Linked DNA regions of Homo sapiens: region 2 is linked to region 1. A link is an interaction called in ENCODE POLR2A ChIA-PET data of the cell type or tissue named here. Cell type or tissue: GM12878. All regions are shown on one strand. Each heading gives the region's core, and the rest is flanking DNA. Links, peaks and the distances in the headings are about the cores only.

Region 1 (4,000 bases), core at 1-4,000:
ATATGGATGTATACTTGAAGTGGTTTGTGTTCTAAATATATTAACATGCTCAGGGAATTTCTTTTTGGGGAAATACATATATTCTTTTTCATAGATTTTTGTGGTGCATTCTGGTAGACGGAAGATGGGTCATTGCTCAGTTAGTAAAAATGAAATATGAATATCATACACATAAGTGGTACATTTTACACTTTTTGATAGTTGTGAAATACTCTTTTTTTTTCAGACTACCAATAAAGAGAATTTGAGGAGTAAAACTCTTCTTACCATGAATTGTTTTGGGGCACTTAGAACTATTTAGTTAATTCTTTTAAATACTCCAACTGATTTAGATAGAATAAAAGTGTCACAATTTTAACAGCTTACACCAGTGAAATGTTTCCACTTATAAGAAATACCCTCTTATTTGTCAGCATACTGAAGACATATATGTGTTATTTCTAAGCACATTTCCTATTTATGTGATAATGGAGATCGCCCTTTAACCATCACTTGGACGTGAAGGAGGATTCTTCTTCCTCCATTAGTAAATATTCCTTGACTTGATAATACTGAAAATATGTGAGGTGAATGAGCTTTAATCCTGTGGTTTGGTTTGGTTTTTGGTTGTTTGCAGTCTTGGACTGTTCACCTGCACTGTCTTGTGCCTTTGAGTATGATTAACTGCCTTGACGCCTTACAGTGCATTACACAACTCTACTTCTTCCATTTCTTGACTAATCTCTCATGCTGTTTGACTGCCCATTGGAATCTTTAAGTTAGCTACTTAGGAAAGACTTTAGGAAGGAGAATGCTAAGAGAACTGGCAGAGAAGTCAGGAGCCTGGGCTCTGTCCAGGCCCTGGCGTAAGTCCTTTCACCTCTTCCTTTGACTCCTTTACAAAATGAAGTTGAACTCATTCGAGCTTTAAAAAGATGACGCCAAGAGGCAAGACAGAGGGCAGTAGATGTGAAAGTAACATGAAAGAGAAAGGAACATCTGAAAAAAAAAAAAAGGTAGAAAAAGATTTTGACAAATAGTACTAAAAACAAAGAATATAGAATAGAGAGACCCAATTATACTGATAATTACAATTATCAGTATTGTAAAAACTACAGCAAAAAAGCTAAAAACATATTCAGCTTTTATTGTCCATAAAAAGTGATCACACCATGTCTAACTGTAATTCGTTTGTCAAAAACACTAGAGGCCAAGGACTAAATTGCGGATTAAGAGTTTCTTCCTTTTATTTCCTGCATATCCAGAAACCTGGGGTCATAGATACTCTTCCATGGTGTGTTGTTTGGCACAACTTGCAAGTATTTTGGCAGATGGTTAGAAAAAAAGACTTTAAGAAATATGCAATAGTACTCAGGACTCTAAATATAATAAATAAAGCTAAGATACCAGTATCCTGCCATTCATTACAATCAACATTTATTGAACAGCAGTTATATGCCAGGTAGCAGGGATACCTAGAACTTGCCCCTCCCACTAGCACTCCAGAAGAGTTCCTGCTTTCCCAGCCTAAAGCAACAGCAAGTCTTACATGAGCTAGGCTTACTGTGATAGCTGTCCTGACGGCGAGTGGCAAACATGGCCCAGTGCCTTCCTCATGGATGAACATGACTCTACACTGGGACTCCCCGGTAGACCTTTTTGTGATGATGAGAAAGTCCTGTGTTGGTGATGTTCAGTATGGTAACTAGTGACTGTATGTGCTGTTGAGAACTTGAAATATGGCTACTGTGACTGAGGGACAGAACATTTAATTTTATTTAACTTTGGTTGAGTTTAATTCAAATAACTACATATTACTAATGGCTACTGATTGGACAGCAGCTTTCTAGACCCATTGTTAAAAATAATTATAAGCAATGAGTACCTCTTATGAGATAGAATTAATAATCCCATTTATTGAGGGCCCATGACAGATTAAGAATTATGTTTGACATATATTATCCCTAATCCTCACAAGAATGGTTCATTTGACAAATAAGATAACTGAAGTTCTGAGAGATAAATTGCTTTGTTATGTCCTCGCAAGGAATTGTGAGAGCTGGAATTTGAACCTAATTGGTCAGACTCCAGAGCTGGGTGATTTCTAGTAATCTGCCAAATCTGTGTATGTACTGTCCGGATGCTGTGTCTTCTGAGTACATCTTCTCCTTGCTTTATGGATTAGTTAGCAATGTCTTTATCTTGGTCACATAGGACAGTTACAGGGTCCATCTTATCTCTTCTGAATATGGACGTATCACTGCACTGGAACCATTCATTTTTCTTACTGAGGCCTATGTCCTTCAAAAAATATTAAGAGTTGAGGGTCCAACCCAGCTTCTTGAGTAGTAAGCTAATCACCTACAAGTATATTTCCCCAGTAGATGCTGAGAGAAGCATCAAAGTACATGGGTAGTTCTGTGGACATCAGTGGCACTCAGTAAACTCTTGGCATTTGAGTGTTTAACTGTCACAGTTGAGGATATCTGTGAACTCTCCCAAGGCCTGAGTCACTGAATGAGCCCAGCCAGTACTTGGGCGTCTGTGGCTCCATTCTGCTTTGCTGTTTTCTGCTTTCCATGGAACATACAGTAACTCTCTTGAAGGGTCTGAAAGCCTCAATTACAACGTTTCAGTGATTCTGAACTGATTTTTCTTTGGAAAGTATATATGCAGATGGTACTTGCAGAATCACCAGGGGGTAGTAACGTGGAGGAGTGGTAAAGGTCTACTGGACAATCAGGTGGCTACCACCCAACCACACATGGTGATGTGATATGAAGCCACTTTTCTTTATTCCTTCAGATTTAAGGTTTCCCCTTCAGGAAGCAGGTTACTTAACAAGTACTTGATTTCACCATAACATGCATTATGACATTATCTTTTTTTCTTTTTTCTTTTTTTTTTTTGAGACGGAATCTTGCCCTGTCGCCCAGGCTGGAGTGCAATGGCACGATCTCGGCTCACTGCAACCTCCTTCTCCCAGGTTCAAGCAATTCTCCTGCCTCAGCCTCCTGAGTAGCTGGGATTACAGGTGCATGCCGCCACACCTGGCTAATTTTTTGTATCTTTGGTGGAGATGGGGTTTCACCATGTTGGCCAGGCTGGTCTCGAACTCCTGACTTCGTTATCCACCCACCTCAACCTCCCAAAGTGCTGGGATTACACGCATGAGCCACCGTTCCTGGCCGATATTTTATTTTCTTAAAAGGTCATTATCAGATGCCACAAGAGTATTTCTATAAACTATGACCCAAGTATAGCCTAATGTTAATAGCTTAAAATAGGTTTTATTTACCTTTTTTGCCCTTTAAAAGCAAGGAATTATTTTTTAATGGAAAGAACATAGACTTTGATGATCAGTTCACATCCTTGCTTTACCCCTTGAAAAATGTGCAACCTGGAAAGACAGCTTAACATTCCTGAGTCACATTTGTCCAAATAATACAAACAATGGCAACAAGACTTCAGCACTAATGTCTGATGTTTTTTGTATGATTAATCTGTGCCAGGTTCCATTCTAGTTTCTTTACACACATTATACCATCTAATTCTCACAACAACTTTGCATAGCAGGCATTGTCATTTCCACTTTACAAGCAGGAATCTGAGGACCAGAGTTAAAAGTAACTGGTCCAAGATTGCCTAGTTAATAAATGGTGGAATTTGCAGTCAGACCCAAGCTGGTTTGGGCCAATACACTTGACCTTCTTATGATACGTCAGCCTTGTGAAATAGGGCAGATACTATTAATAATATCCACCTTGTGTGATCATTATGAAGGTTAGATATAATGTATGTGGAACTCTTGCCACCAAAGTGGTTCCACAAGAGGCCCTAAACAAATGAGTAATCATTATTATTTTAAAATGTCCGTAAGTGAAACCGATATGCCAAGACCAGTAAAAATGAGAGCTTCTTAAGGAAAAGAGTAGGAGGCATACCTTTGTTTCATTTTGTTTGTTGGTTTCTGTGCTTGCTTTTTGTTCTTTTCTGTTAGGCACAGGTTTTATTTAGAATA
Region 2 (16,757 bases), core at 6,577-10,576, 190 kb after region 1:
AGGACTGCTGCCTAAAATACCACCATCAGACCTTCACCCACTAAACCATGGCTTCAATTCCTATGAAAATATAGATGTTTGAGGGAAGAGATTCCCATGAACTGTGTTTAGCTGCTTCTGGGAGCACCTTTGCTCCCAGGGAGGAAGGAGTAAAAGGAAAGAGCAGTAAAGCATTTTCTGCTGCCATTTGGATATGGAGGGAATGAGGTTCCTAGAAAGATCCTGAACAGATTTGCTATATAAGCGCCAAAGTGATCTCTTTGAAGTACGTGTCTGATCTCCGATTATTTTGCTCAAACCTTTTAATTGGCTTCAGACTCGAGCCTCACCTTACCTTTGCCACCCCCAAGCCAGTGATCCAGAATTTCTTTCCATTCCCCAACTGTGATTTATCTTCAAATAGTGACACATGCCATTCCTAATCCTTAAAATATTCTTCCCCAGTCCACTTCCCTGGATTGACTTTTACCAACACAGGAGGTCTTAACGTAGTGATCACTAGACCTAGAAGGCCTTCCAAGAACTCACAAATTTAGGCATGTTGCCCTTCATAGCCTTCTGTGATTCCTCTTCTCTAAACTTAAAGGTGTCTCCTTATAGAGCAAGGGTTGGCAAAGAATAGCCCATGGGCCAAATCTGGCCCACTTCTTGTGTTTTTAAATAAAGTATTATTGCATCACAGCTATGCCTAATTCTTTATGTATTACCCATGGCTGCTTTCCTATTATAAAGGCAAAGTTGAGAAGTTGTGATAAAGACTGTATGACCTGCAAAGCCTAAAATATTTACTATCTTCCCCTTTACAGAAAATGTTTGCCAACCCTGTTCTAGACGTAAGTACCATATAAGCAAAAATAACATTAATCTTGTCTGCTATTGAATTCTTAGCTGTCATAACCCCAGGATTTAGCCCAAAGTAGATCTTCAATAAATATTTGTTGAATAAAGACAAATCTCACAATTTTATCCAGCACAGTGTTGTCTGTATGTTACAGCCAAGTAGAATGTCTAACGTTAACACAATTAAATTTTTAAAAAATCCATAATATTTTGTATTTGTTTCTGAGAATTGACCAATGGAAGGATGTCCATATGTTATTCTTAGCCTTTATACAGTATTTCTCATCCTGAAATTTAAAAAGAATGATTTCCAGTTCAATTAAACCCAGAAACCTCATTAGCAAGATGATAATGAGTTCATGTGACCTGTCCCCAGATCAGACCAACATTGACCAGTTTTACTAGAATTATTGGTTTTTGTGTAGACTCAGTAGCACATCCTGGTCCAGGTCAAATTTAAAAAATAATTTGGGAGTGCAGTGGCTCACACTTGCAGTCCCAGCTACTAGGGAGGCTGAAGTGGGAGGGCCACTTGAGTCCAGGAGTTCAAGACGAGCCTCGACGACCTAGGGAGATCCTTGTCTCTTAAAATAAATAATAATAATTTGGGATTCCCAGAGAGTTTCTCAGTGAAAATGTCAAACCTAACCAGATTAACCACTATTCCATAAGGACAAGAAGGAACTAAGATTTCCCATGCAAGTGAGTGACTAAAATTAAATTAACAAAATTAAGAGATAGACAGCAAGAAGCATGTTTGTGCTGCTTACTCTGAGTACTTGGACATCTCCTTTGTATTCACTCTAGGAGGCCCAGCTTACACCTGCCTCTAGCAGGGCTTATGGATTTTATTACCTCTCCAAATATGAAAAAATATAGACTTAGTTTGCAGACTCTTGACTTCCTCTGGGAGAGGGCTCAACATCAAAGCAACTATTTCTACAAACATTTAAAGCATCTTTTCTCTTCCTGCCTTCCTTCCCTGACTGCTTTGCTTTTGGAAACACTAAACACACCCAGTTTTCCAGGCTCCGATGGCTCAACAATACTACTTTTCCTTAGCAAGGAGCACATTACTGCCATGATTTATGGCTGGTGAGTAATTAGGAGCCTGTTGCTATGGTCTGGGGTTGAGATCAAAAGAACCATGTGTCAAAGTGAAGGGAGGGGTGACTGGAGCCCAGGCAGAAGGGTGGTGGTGTTTGTTTGTAATCCTAACCAGAGAGAAGCTGGGCCATCGCTTAATTGGGAAAAGGCTCAGCGTCTGAAGAAAGCTATGAAAGCGGAGCCTGTTCTAGAAAAAGAATCCGTGTGTTTTGCAAATCAACAATATTTAGTGATAGGTGAATCTCCAGGGGGCCTGGAGGCTGGACGGTTTGAATTAGTACTCAAAGGTTTGGAGAAAAAAAATGTGAAATGTATGAATACTGAGTATAAAAAAATTGCCCAAATTGGTTCGCTTATGAGATTTCTGGTATTTCCTTCTCTGGTCAAGAGGAAATGCCAAGGGAAGTACTGCAATATTTCAGTACTTCTGTATCTGCAATCCAATTTCCCAACGAATATCGATTCTCTCTTTCTCTTTATCCCTCCTCCTTCCTGGCCATGGAGGAGGACTTTGGCGGCAGAGATATGGAGCACATGGGTGGGTCCAAGCGTGGCTGGATGGAGGTTCATGGAGCTGGTTGGGGGTGGGGTAGGCAGGGGGTGAACCAGCTGGGCTCTGAGGGCTCTGGGGTTTCATCTGCTCTATATTTATGACTTTCTATAAATCACAACTGGGGCAATGGGAAAGGCCTTGGACAGAGTATAAGGAAACCAGTTTTCCAGTCCTGGCTTTGTTTCTAACGAGCTGTGTGGCCTTAGGCAAGTCAAGATTTCTGGGTCTCAGTTTCCTTATCTGTCAAATGAGATTGACTGACTTTGATGTACTCTAAGCTCCCATTCAGCTCTCAAATGCTATGGTCAGATTCCCCTACTTCAGCCCTTGAAACTGCAATGGGCACTCCCTTTCTGAGTAGAGGTCCCGTTCCACATTCCTTTTGAGACAGGAACGCTGAACCTGGGTGCAACTGGAAGGCATTTTAAAATGGAATATTCAATTCTGAAAGAGAAGCATTTGGATTCAAACACACACAGAGTGCAGATTGCGTGGACTGAACCGAAAGGACCTTTTTGGTGTTCACAAAGTAAACATAAAGCAACTGCGACCTCATTCACCTTGTGAAACCACAGATATCCAGATGATGCGATTAGGAACAGGGCTGCACAAAGTTAAAGTCCTTTCTCAGTGTTTGGACAAACCGACAGTGCAGTGGAAGGGATGGCTTCAATTTGCAGGGGGATTTTCCAACTCTTACCCACTTTGCCAGATAGAGTTGCAGATGACATTGGAAAAGCTAGGACCCTTTAGAAGATGTGTGTGTGTGTGTGTGTGTGTGTGTGCGTGTGTGTGCGTGTGTGCATGTGAGAGAGAGAGAGAGACAGAGAGACAGACAGAGGGACAGAGAGAGAGAGAAAGCAAGGATGAGCATCATGTGGGCTCAGGCTGCTGGGGCCTTGGCTCTGCCCACATGACCAGTAAACCATGCTGCCATCTAGTGTGGGCTCAGAAACTTCTTGGCGTGCTTAAGAGACATGGATGAGCATAAAGAAATGAAGGCATGAGTACGCAAAAGCTCCCAGGAAGAGGCACCATTAGTGTTAAGTGATGAGACCCCCATGGCCTCCTTTCTCCCTCTGATCACCCCATTTCTAGTTAAACACACACTTGCTTCTCTACGTAGCCTTCTTAGCACTTATGAAAAAAATCCCAAATTCCACATGAAGGCTCTGCCCATTGATAGTCATGCATTCTCCTTTTGAAAAGTAAAAAGTTAACATCAAAGGTCATAAAAAAAGTAAACTATTTGGCAGAAAACCAGGGGAAGAATATACAGATTATCCCTCACTGTGTTCCTCAACAGGAAAAGTGTCAACCTGGAGAAGTTTACTTTGCAAATTATAAAAGGGGATTTTATTTTCAAGTTAGCGAAAGGTGGGTATCTCAGGATTGACGTGACGCCATGAAATTGTACCCCTGAACGTCTCTCTGGAGCACATGCCCTACAGTGGAAAGGTATTCTTGATAAGGCAGATAATGGGTGGAATTATGCTAATCAAGAAAACCTTACAGGGTGAATAATTTAGTAACCCTTTTCTGAGAATAAGTGCCTATTTTAAAGTTCTAAATGACACCATAAATGTAGTCAGGCATAGATTTCCATACTGATATGGGATAATAAACACAGCCGGAGTCTGAAGCACCTTGAGGGACATCCTGCTGTGCTTATTATCCTGTACTTCCCTACTAATCACTGGAGCCTAAACCTTAATCCTCATGGCTTTGTTTACCTAGCACTTTGTCAAGTCCAATACATTTTGGTTCTTTTACCTTTCCCGGAAAGACAGCTGTAAGTATGGAACTTTGTCATTTTTCTCCTCCGCATGGACTTGAGATCTTTTGTTATAGTCTGAAGTCCACATTTTAAAATTTGAATTGCTGCTCCAGAATTTTTAAAAATACGTGATTAGCATCACATGGATGCTGAATAAGTCTTACGTTGCTATCTACAAACTTCACTCAAACACTAACAGTGTTTATGTTTCTAGACATTCTCCCATTGCCACTTTGGCTGACTTCATAGGGAGTAAATAGTGACAAAGCTTTGAAGGAATAAATTTGTTTTACTATAATACTGCTCTATTGTTTTGCATATTTGGGTTTTGCCAAAGATTCATTTCCTCAAAAACTTCCAGTGATAAGAAAAGTTGAAAGTCCACTCTCCCATCTCTATTCTTTTATATCTGCAGTGATTTGTGTCAAAGACACACGCTGATAGACCCTCTTAGCAGAACTCGGGCTGCAAATCTTACTGGTGATCTCACTTACTTAAACCATCTGAGGAAACAGGAGGGCTGGGAGAGAGAAGTCACTGTACAACTCTCTCTGAACAGTGACCAAATGTTCAACCAGATGCATGAGGAATGGGCTAAATGCAAACCTCAACTCAACCCTTCTGGAAGAGGAGTAAAGGTTCTGGTGATACTCAACTATGTGAGTAGTGGGAAGGGAAAGGGGACAGGAAAAAGACCATAGGATGGGACCATGTTTGTTCTGTGCCCACGTCACAATGCTCTTATTATTTCCCATGTGGGAGAGATGTATGCACTGACCACTGACTTTTAAATAGGTTATGGATCCCTAAGCCCTCACACAGGATGTCTTTGAAGGTTCATGTGGAGAAGGATGTCTTCTTCCTGCAGCATTGCAGCAGCTCTCTACAGGGCAGGTTTCAGGTGGTGGACTATGTTAAGTAAATAGGGACAAAGGTGACAAAAACATATCTAACACTATGAATGAAAAGTTGGGAATAAAGACTGAAAGGGTTTGGTGAAGTGCACAGACTTGGAAGTTAGGTGTGTGGGTTTTAACTCCAGATTGACCCCTTCTGAATTGTATAAGTTGTTTAACTATGCTCTGCCTCCATTTGTTCATCTTTAAATGAGTAGGTGTTTTTATGACAATAAAAACCACTACTACTATTATAGAGACAATAATACCTACTTATGGGATTGTTGCAATGATTACACAAATTAACAGGTATAAAGTATATAGAACAATGTCTTGCATGTAGTAATTGGTCAAGACATGTTATGAATTATTATGTCATTGTTAAAGGAAAAATTGGGTCTGGGTACTCTTAGCGTAACAAATAAAAAAGAGACAATGAGCTCAATTTTTGAACATATTCATATCCATGGATCAGTAGATCACCTAAGTTATATACCAATCAGTTTTGCTTTGGACCAAGCAGGAGATTCAGAGGCCCAGGACTGGCTGCATAATTTGCAGGCCCCCATGCACAATAAAAATGGGAATGTCTTGTTCAAAAATCATTAAGAATTTCAAGATGGTGACTGACAGCAGAACATTAAACCAAGCATGGAGCCCTTCTAAACATATGGTCCTGTGTGACTGCACAGGTTGCACACCCATGAGGCTTGCCCTGCAAAGGCCACATAAATCATGGCCTCTAGATGCACAGAGCTTACCCTCTAGCCCTCAACTCCTATGTGACCTTTTTCTTTTCACTTGGTACCTGTTGTTTCATCCTTTTGTGGTAGTGTGTTTGGTGTTTGAATTCATGGCTCAAAACACATGCTTCCTGGAAATCATGTAAGAGCCTTCAGATCCTGTCTCTATTTTCCCATATTTCCTGCCCTCTTCAATTCACTGCAATCTGGCTCTTGCCCCCCACCTGCCAAATCCCCATCATATTCTAACACCACTATCATCTGCTCTGAATTTTTGTGGGTGGAAACCAATGGCTTCTTAATTTTCTTCTTACAGTATTTGTCTCATTTAAACTATATAATCATTTACAGCTTGACAATGGATGACATTATCCTAAAATTCTCCTCTCTAACTTCAGTATATGTTACTTCAAAGTTCCCTATGTTTCTCTTCTCTTTTTCTGTTTTTTCTTTTTTTTTTTTTTTTCACTTCCTCAATAGCTCATAGTCCTCAGGGATTTATTTGTAATTTTCAGTCCTTGTTCTCATTCTTTCTCTACACATGCTCCTTGAGGATCTTACTTGCTCTGATGACTTCAGCTACCACTAAACAATGTCAATTCTCAAATAAGTATATTCACCCTTTTCTCTGCTGGTTATAGACCCATATTTCCAACTCACTCTAGACAGCTGTAACTGGACATCCTTAAGTGGCAACTCACTCAAAACACCTCAAACCAATTAATGTTTTCCTCATTCCTCTTTCTTCTATTGCCCATTTTTATTATACTATGACTTAGTAACCCCAGATGGAAACTATGGTCATCCTCAGCTTCACTGTCTGCCTTACCATCCAGCACCCAGTGCTTCCCCAGCTGCAGTTGATCCTATTACCTAAATATCTCTTGAATCTTTTCTCTTCTTTCCTTACTAGCTTGGTGCCCACCACCAATATAGTCTATCAGTCTTCATCTGTACTAGTCTGTCTTCTCACTGGACTCATTCTCTAGGTTTTCTACATTCTAGTTATATTCTTTACTTATCCTAAAAATGTTTTCTAAAATGTAAAGTTGTTCAAGGTAAATCCCTGCTTAAGGACCTCTATTGTCTGGTGGACAAAATTAAAAACTTCTTTGGAGAAGCACAAAGACTTTTATTTTTCTGATTCATTCCAGTTTACTTGAGGTTGGTCCTAGCTTTTAGTCTTCCTAATCACATACCTCAGCTCAAGCCATCTGCTGACCTTCCACCTTGTGGTGTCATCTCCTAGGTCTCCATGCCCTTGCACATACTGTTCCTTATGTCCAGAAATGCTTTTCACTGCATTCTCCAGTGAGTACATTCCTAATTATCTTTCAAGGTGCAGCTTATCTGAGACACCTTCCAGGAAATCTTTTCTGCTTTCTATACACCCATAGCACTTTGTGTGCACTTCCATTGATTGCAATTAGGTGTTCGCTTTCTCTGCAATTAGTGTCGAACTCTTGGAAATCAGCATTATGCTATATTCTTCTTCATATCCTCAGCACCTGGCACAGTCTGTGGCTCAGAGTAGAAGTGGAAACAGTGTATCATGAATGACCATGCTCTGCATAAAGTCAGAGGTTCACTAAAACCTCCGACTCATAAACATTGGGAGGGTTTTGTGTGTGTGTGAGTGTGTGTGTGTGTGTGTGTGAGTGTGTGTGTGGGTGTGTGTGTGTATAGTTATAAATGGTGGAACTTGGACCAAGGAGAAAGAAAAATCTAACAACTTTCTAATAAACAAATATTCAGTGCTGCCTCTGGATGCTCACATAAAGATGAGTTACCTCACTCTCCACTTTGACTCCGTAGAGGAGAGATTGGCATTGGGATTGAATATCCTCTCGAATTTCTTATCTCTCGAACTTATACAGTAACTGCTTTGTTGGATAAGATACAGCAAAAATATCTCACAAGTAATAGACTCTGTGATATTTCTACAACATCAGCAGTCCCTATTCTTTTTTTTTAATCTCTACTTACCCCTTTTTCCCCACTCAGATGTTTGTAATGAATTTTGTTATGTCTACTGTGGAGTGACTATTACACTTCTACTTTTAAGAACTTTTGTGGTTGGGCACGGTGGCTCATGCCTGTAATCTCAGCACTTTGGAAGGCCAAGGCAGGCAGATCATCTGAGCTCAGGAGTTTGAGACCGGACTGGCCAACATGGTGAAACCCTGTCTCTACCAAAAATACAAAAATTAGCTGAGTGTGGTGGCACACACCTGTAGTCCCAGCTACTTAGGAGGCTGAGGCAGGAGAATTGCTTGAGCCCAGGAGGTGGAGAGGTTGCAGTGAGCCGAGATCATGCCACTATTCTTCAGCCTGGGCAACAGAGCTAGACTTTGTCTCAAAAAAAAAAAAAAAAAAAAAAAAAAGGAACTTTTGTTTTTGTGAGAGAATGCCCAAAATATCAGATATCAAATATATCTTTTCTTTGATTATTAAACCCTGGAGTCAGTCTGGTCACATCATCTGTTGAGCTCCTTCGGTCACAGTGGCCAAAGTTACAGAATCAATCCTCCTATACATCAGTGCTGCTCCCAAAGATAATTACTACCTGCCGCCATCAACAAGCATACCTTTCTGTCACTAGGTGAGAAAAAGTAGGTACCTGTGAAGAACATCTCCATGATTGAAATACAACTCCAGCTGTAGAGTCAGTGGTATTTGTATGTGTCTATCTATTTTAATGAATATTTGTAAAACTTCAAGTGTGTCTACAGCTCCAAAGCTAATTTCATAAGGACCAAATTCAAACATGCTGGAGAAAAAGCAAGTTGTTTCTTTTCAAGTGGTCTCCCCTTATCTGTGATTTTGCTTTCCACTGTTTCAATTACCCACAGTCAAACACGATCTCCATATATTAAATAGAAAATTCCAGAAATAAGCAATTCATAGGTTTTAAATTGTGCATGATGAGATCCCGAGCTGTCCCACTCCATTCTGCCTGGGATGTGAATCATCACTTTGTTTAGCAGATCCATGCTGTGTATCCTATCTGCTCATTAGCCACTTAGTAGCTGTCTCAGTTACCAGATCGAAGAAATATAGTATATATAAGATTTGGTACTATCTTTAGTTTCAGGCATTTACTAGGGGGTCTTGGAACATATCCCCTGCAGATAAGGGGGAACTACTGTGTGTATCTTTGGCATCAAGACAGTCAGACTAACAACAGTGATGAATGATGCAATGGTAGATTATGTTTCCAACTACATTTGCATTCTTCTGCAATGTTTTAAGTCAATCTTGGTTATCTTCTTTTATCAAATTGAAAGCTGCTATGAGTCATGCTTTATGACCAAATTACATCTGATAAACTAGAGGTTACCAAGTGTCCTAGTAAAGACCAAAACTTTTAAAGTTTCCTCATTTGTCAACTGAGAACAAGACTCTTTCATAGACTTGTGTACAATGATTATTCTGTAAAGCTCTGTAAAAGAAGTCTACCAAATTTTTGAGGCAACACATTCAAACTTGTGTTAAGACTGTGTTTGCTTAGAACTGAAAATGTTTTTGGATAGGCCAAGTTTGGGGACCAGTAAGAGAACTCATGGAGAACTGTTCACGACAGAAAGCAAAAGTAATTTACAGATCATTGTGAATACTGTGGATTCTAGGCTGTTCTGTATTGTAATGTAACAAACAAAGGACCTAGTCTCTGACCCTGAACAATTTTCAATCTATCATCACAAATGCCCTAGGAAGTAATGCAGCACAGATTAAGGATGCATTAAACTAGCAGTCATTGTCATTAAAATCCTTCATCAGGACCAACTTTCCAAGAGGGTTTTAAAGGTTTAAAAGAGAGGAACATTGCTTGATATTAAATTGACAAATGAGTCTCGGCTGAAAAAAAAGGATTGTATGAACAAATAAAGGATGACCCTATAATGAATATGAAAACAAGGAAAACTAGGATAAAAATGCTAGAAAGAGTTGGAAACATTGGTGAGGTCAAATATGCTTGGTTAGATAGGAAACCAAAAGTCTAAGTAAAAATAAGAGGAGCAGCATATATTCCAATGGAAAGATAGTGAACATAGATTTAAAAGTGTAGAACAGGGCCAGCCAACATTTTCTGCAAAGAACCAGATGGTAAATATTTTTGGCTTTGCGGCCATACAGTCTCTGTCGCAACTACTTAACTCTGCTGTTGTTATGGGAATGCAGCCATAGACAATCCATAAAGAATGAGCATGGCTGTGTTCCAATAAAACTTTATTGAGTAAAACAGGAAGTGGACCGGTTTGGCCAATGGGCCAAGGTGTAGAAGAATGGGGGTAAATAATAAAGCCAAATTAATTCACCACTGCTCTGGCACCATTGGCCATGCCATTGTGGGCTAGGGAATGCTTAAATTCTGTATTTTTGACCACCATAGAAATTAATTTGACTTCTTAAACATGATAGTAATAGAAATCTAGTGGTATGCATTGAACATAAAGAAATTGCTTTAATTAACGCTGGAAGTGTCATTATGAGGACTTCAGGAATCTATTTGATACCTGGACTCTGAGAAGTAAGGGGGCTTAATCATGGAAGCTATCTATAATTAGAGGCAGAGCTGTATTAGAACTCAGGTCAATGGATTCCTAAATTAGAGCTGTTTTGCCCTATTTGATGCTACTTTATTTATGTTGTTACTTTTCAAAGCCATGAAAGTAGTTTTCCATAAGTACAAACAGATGAACAATCTGTAAGATCTGGGACACGATCTCAATTTTTTTTCTGTATTGTGGATGAGAAGTAAGATACTTAATAGATTCCGTATTGCTTAATATCAGGGACAAGGACCAAGCAATCTCCCCTTCCATTTAAATATTATACTATCTTTGTGGAAAGTGCATTGCACCCTGGCCTGGGAGTTTTCTACTTCTGAAGATAGACATGCATCAATTCACCCACCATCCCTCACTCCCTTTTCATTAGTGACTACATTTATGAGGTGACTGGTTGGGGCTGGGGATGCAGAACATTACAGTGAAAGACAACTCTCTCAGTTGGCTTCAACCTCTTTATCACCAGCCTTGCTTGCTAGCCACAAGCATGAAAAGGTAGAATAGCATGTGTATTTCAAAGATGAAAATCATTCTGTTCACAAGTGGCCAACACTGCAGGGACTGCTTTCACTAAATATCATTTTGACAAACTCTAATGCTGCTGGTTTAGCTGATGAAATTTAAAGCACTTGAGTCAAATAAATTGGATTACCACCCTTGGATTAAGATAAATCATTTCCTAAATTTTTGGTCTGTTTGCTTTGGCTGGGCTTGAATCCTGCAAACTCTGCTTTTGATAACCACACTAAAACGGCAGGGAGTGAGCTAAGAGGCGGATATGTGAGAAAGATTGAAATAGAAAATACATAATCAACAAATGACTCTTCAGCTCTTTTTTATTTCTTCCGGATGCTTCAGAAGTTGGAATATTTCCTTAATTGCATTCATTACCCTTGACCCAGGAACTCCATCCCAAAGAAAATAGAATTGGAGATTATCCATGGATTTATGAGGAAGGGAAGATATTACCAGTAATTCTTCTGTCTGTCCTTTATAAATTCAGGAAGGTTTTCTATGAGGTGGATAAAATCATAAAGTAAACATGCTTGTACCTTGGCCAAACGTTAGTGTGCTCTGTTCCCATTCAACTCCCTTGATTAGTGGAGAAACTCCAGCCTGGCACTGCATGGGCAATTGCAAGGCTATTCAAGATTTGACTTCAGAGCCTCTGTGACTCACCTTTAGAATTTGTGGTGTTGCAGGGCACTCAAGTATTTGCAAATTAACCAGCAAATATAGCCTAACTTCTTTGGTCACTTTCAAATTCTGCAGTTGTCATCACTGAAACTGTAGACGTATACAGGCTTCCTGGTAGTTAAGTGAATGACACCAATGGTCTTGTTTGAAGAGTGACCTAAAATTGTGCAATAGGCAAATTGCCTATTTTACTGGTGCTTTTCCTTTAGTGGTACCTTTTACTATCTCTCATCTTAAATACCACTTAAACACATCTTCCAAGAGACCTATAATCTACTCTGCCGTAACTGCTAGGGAAATGCATTAGGATCTTTTCTCTTTTTCTTTCCTACGCGAACTTTCTCCATTGCCCACAATTCGTTCACATTAAGTTATTATTAATAACAATTAAAAGCCTTTTAATCCCTCCTGGGGGGAGCTGCACTTAGAAAATTCTTTTTCTTTGAAGAAATAAATCTCTGTTCATACATTCTGGAGTTGACTTGTAAAAGAAATAATTTGGGGTGTAGAAGAAAATTTCACTGTCTCTCTAATCAGTTTACCTTAATATTCTCTATTCAGTATTTTATTGGCTCTTGGAACATGTAGATAATCCCAAAGTTGCTGAGGTCAATAAACCATTTGGAGAGCATATTGCCATATTGGCTTTTATGGGATTCTTGCTTAAATTAGGTAAAATAACATGTTCTTAAACTTCAGGAATATAGGAAAGCCTATCCTCGGAAAGTTGATTAGAGCTGGTTCCAAAAGTAATTTAAAGCCAATAAGGTATTCAATGCTATTATAGCTAACAGCCTCATCTGGGGGTTTTCAACTCCCCTCATGGTCTCAACTAGAAAACATGGGCACAGAATCCTGGATAGTCAGGAGCAAGGATTTTTTTTCTAGGAATTAGAAATCTTGAGTTTTTTTGTTTTTTGTTTTTTTTTTTTCCACTTAGGAAAAAGAACCCTCCCAAAACCAACAACCATAGGCTAAAGAATTTAATAAGATGGAGACTTTATTTAGAAACAACATGCCTCTCCTGTGAACAGAGAGCTCACTTGGAAAGAAGCTATGAATGGACCTGCACAATTATTTTCTGGCAAAAACCCAATCACATTTGGAGACCTCAGCAGCTGAACACGGAGTGACAGCTGAAAACTCAAACATGTTACAAAGATCAGAGACATTGCTGAATGCTCCATTTTGAAGTTTGATCCAAAGAACCAATTTATGTCATGTTGGTTTTATTGAAGAGAAGAGCTTTATTCCAAAGGCTCTTTTAAGCCCACATCCCCTCTTTGGCTCTTTCGGCCCTTCACGCCCACAGGATTTCCAATATCCCTGGAAGGTATTTGCCCTTCACAGATGAGTCCAACAGTGCTTAAGAAAGCGTTAGGTGCTTCTTCAAGCCTGCTTCCTCCCCCTTACCCCAGAACTTGGTTTCAAGAGCAGGCAGATCCCTCACATTCATTTAATAAGAGAATACATTCTGCCTGAGGGTTCTTTTGAAATATCTGTGGCTTGTCCTACATGAAAGAGGACAGGGACAAGATAGATAACAATTTTACTACTATCTAAATGTTAAAAAAAACACTAGATACATGGAATAATGAGATAATAGAATGAGGGGAAGTTTTGGGTAAGGGTCTTGCCTCTGGAGGCTGACTGCTGGGGTTTGAGTAGTACCTGTTGTGTGATTGTGGACAGTTCATGTCTTGAAGCCCCTGTTCCTCAACCAGTTAAGTATAATAATCCCTAGTTCATAGTGCTATAGTAAGTATTAAATAAGTTTAAAATGCCCTGTATGTGTAAGCACTCAATACATATGAGATAATAATATTAAATGTAAACTGGCATGGTTCAAAGTATAAATAATAAGATAGGCTGTTGGAAGCACTCAAAGAATACAGAACTGGGGTGATGTGGCTAAGGATAGATTAAGTTAAAATATAGAATTTGCATCTTTTCCATAGCCCTGTCCAGAAGGAATGTGTAAATTTGTTGCCATCCCTAAGGAACTAACAGCTTTCTGTTCCCATTTTGCATTCTATGGGTAATTATTTTACATATATATACTTTTGGAACCTTTCAAAACCACTCCTGAATATTTGGGTGTAAACAGCCCTTCACCCTATTCTGCTGTTCCCCACTTCCTCACAGTGGGTGGTTACATTCCCCACTGCATGTGGACCGCTGGCCAAAGTTCCACTTCTGTGACTGGCCTCCATCCCACCCAGTTCAATCCAATTCTTCGAATCACATCTTAGGGAAACACTTTACTTTTGGGTGTTTTATTAAATTCAGATGCATTATGTTCACTGGGTTTACTATTCTAATTCTAGGATTCAGTTTAAAAGATCAAACTGGTATACTGTGCCACATTTGCACATTTTCAAAATAACCCAGAAAATTTAGTGGAAACCCCTAATTAACATGACTGCACCGCAGTTTATAGTCTCGAACAATCAACACCTTTCTTCCCTTGCAGTAACTTTCCCTTTGCAATTTCATGCCTCACAATTTGTAGCTTACACTTCCTGGAATTTACATTCATTTTGAAGACATGTTTGATGACTATTTCTTTCCTTTGCTATGACCCTGGACCTGAAAAGTGTAACTATTTCTATCTCTGTAGAGAACACAAGTTATGCTCCCACTCAACAATCCCACTGGACCACATGAAGGCTGCATCCTAACTAATGGACCTCTTGGAGAAGGATTTTATTTGATAACTTGGTTAAAGAGCCTGAAATGTTTCATTATCAATTGCTTCATTGTTGTTGGTATAGATTAATCACCAGTACTTTCATTCATTTATTTATCTTCTTGAAACTCTGATTTTCCAATAGGTACAACTCACTTTTTCTGCTTTAATTTTCACTAGTTCTCCCAACCATTAGTTATAAAGAATCATCTAGTTATGGAGAAATCACTAACCCTTTGGGAATCCTGTCCCATAGCTGAAATCTACATTCCTCCAATTGTCTGGCAAGTTTTAAAGTTGTTATTTCTTTGTTTGTTTCAACAGATTTGTCCCTAATCATGTGGAAAGGGCTGCTAAAATACAGAATGTACTTACTCCAAGTGAGATTCCCAGTTCACAGATACAGTAGTAAACCTAATTTGCAAATAAGCCACAGTCATACACATAATATTTCACACACATATTAATATTGTTAATATTAATATTAAGCAGTTATTTGCAAAACAAATTGGTACAATTTCTTTATAAGATTGTTTTACAGGATTTTATCAGCTGTTGCAAGAAAAGAACTGAGCTGCAAAAGGGATTGGAGTTGTATCTCATTACTCTTCCTTAGGGAGGGTATTGAATTTGGTTAAAAATCAGTCCACTCCTTTAGAAAGTATGTTGCAGAGAGACAAATGCAAAATGCCAGATGGTGGAGTTGAAACAGAGACCTCATGTGAGTCAATGAAAAGTCCACTCTGACTTACTATCCTTGTCCTATTAAATGTTATTTACTTTTATTTTTTTCTCCCACTTAACTGAGTTTTACTGTCTTATGAAATATATAAAGCTTCATAATGCACTTTAACCCTAATCTTATTTAAAAGATTATTTTATATAGATCTACTCTAAATTCTCTCAGTCTCTATAATAACGAAATGTTCTTGGTTGACTCATTTCCATGGAACCACCAGTCCTAGGACATAATGAAGATAAATAATGGGTCACTTGTCATTTAAATTAATTCCACTTTTTATTTATATAATCTTGTATAAGAAACTGATTATACTTTAAAAAGGTTCCTAGCTTGTGTCTATTCCTTCCAAGACCATAGAGAAGCTCAAGTGATTGTGTTAAGCTAAATAATACTTCATTATCCTGCCATTATAGAAATGACAAGGCAGAGACAGAAACATATCAATTATCTGGCTTTCTCAGTAACTGAGCTATTCCTCATAAGTAGTTTTGTCAAGAAATGAAGTGTATCCTATTATGAGTTAAAAATATTAATATTAGTCATTTGGCATAGAAATTGGCTAAAAAAAACATTTACTGTGTTCCTCCAGGCCAGTCTGGCAGGAGACTGCCATTTATTAAAAAATCAAAAAACAAAAACAAAACCAATCCCATTGTCAGTCTAGTGAGAGCAAACCAGGTGGCTCAGGGAAGAAGGAAAGAGTTGCTCCAGGACTGACTCTGGCCATGGCTGCACATCCTCTGGTTTCATGTGCTCCCATTTGGGACACTTTTCTTACAGCCTTTTGTGTGCTTCACCCTTGAGTCCATGCAATCAATTCAGGTGACCAGAGTCTCCTGCCTCTGACCTAGAGTTTTCTTTGGCTTATGACTTCCTTTCTCCCAGATTGGTGGTATAAATCACACTGAGTTAGTACCTTGACATCTTGGCCTAAGGATCTATTGTCACAAATTGTCCTATGGAAATTCTGGCTCTAAAGGCACATAAGTGAATCAATGAAATCCTGAAACATACACATGCACACATACATACATTTATTTTTCAGAAAATAAAAATTCCATGCTGAAACAATGTAGCTACCATTACTACTGAATTAGCATGCAGCATGTCTTCACTGTGCGGGAATGCAAGGATGACCACAGGATTGTGGGGATGTGTTGGGCTGCTTAATTTTTCACTTTGCAGTCCAGGATGGCTGTAGTATCCTCTTTCTCATTTAGCCTATCAGCTATCAACAACCACCAGGAAAGTCATATCTCTAGCTGCTCAGTGCAGTTTCCTAAAATTTTATTTGTTAAAATAGCATACACAAAATTGACTTTTTGGGGTATACAAGCCTATAAATTTTAAGATGTGTGTAGAGTTGGGCAACCACTGCCACTGTCAGGACTCTGAGCAGTTCCATCGCTGCCGAAAATATCCCTTGTACCATCCCTTTGAAGTCACACCCTCCCCCTCCCCCTAAACTCTGACACTCTCAGAACTCTTCTCGGTCACTACAATTTTGTCTTTTAGAGGATGTCATATCAATGGAATCACACGGTATGTAACTTTTTGAGACTGACTCCTGTCACTTAGCATGATGCCTTTGGAGATTTATACACATCGTTGTATATATAAAGAAGTCATTCCTTTTTACTAC

What was found. Peaks named below come from ENCODE experiments on the same cell type or tissue, not always from the same donor. Only the 100,000 strongest peaks of a DNase experiment are listed, where the experiment ranks them.
Region 2: POLR2A ChIA-PET joins it to region 1 with 6 read pairs; 3 of 35 experiments call an interaction of 5 or more read pairs at or near these places.

Annotation. Positions count from the first base shown.
Region 1 is chr18:55,283,300-55,287,299 of GRCh38, reverse strand. All of the region lies in intron 8 of TCF4 (transcription factor 4), which reads left to right. Among named protein-coding and RNA genes, the nearest start is that of LINC01929, 160 kb to the right of the region's middle. In GM12878, for the core only: no CTCF peak of the experiment used is centred there; no DNase peak of the experiment used is centred there; H3K27ac peaks cover 326 bases.
Region 2 is chr18:55,083,158-55,099,914 of GRCh38, reverse strand. LINC03035 (long intergenic non-protein coding RNA 3035) reads left to right here and starts at 14,323. Exons shown (of 2, transcript XR_935478.3): 1 at 14,323-15,094. In GM12878, for the core only: no CTCF peak of the experiment used is centred there; no DNase peak of the experiment used is centred there.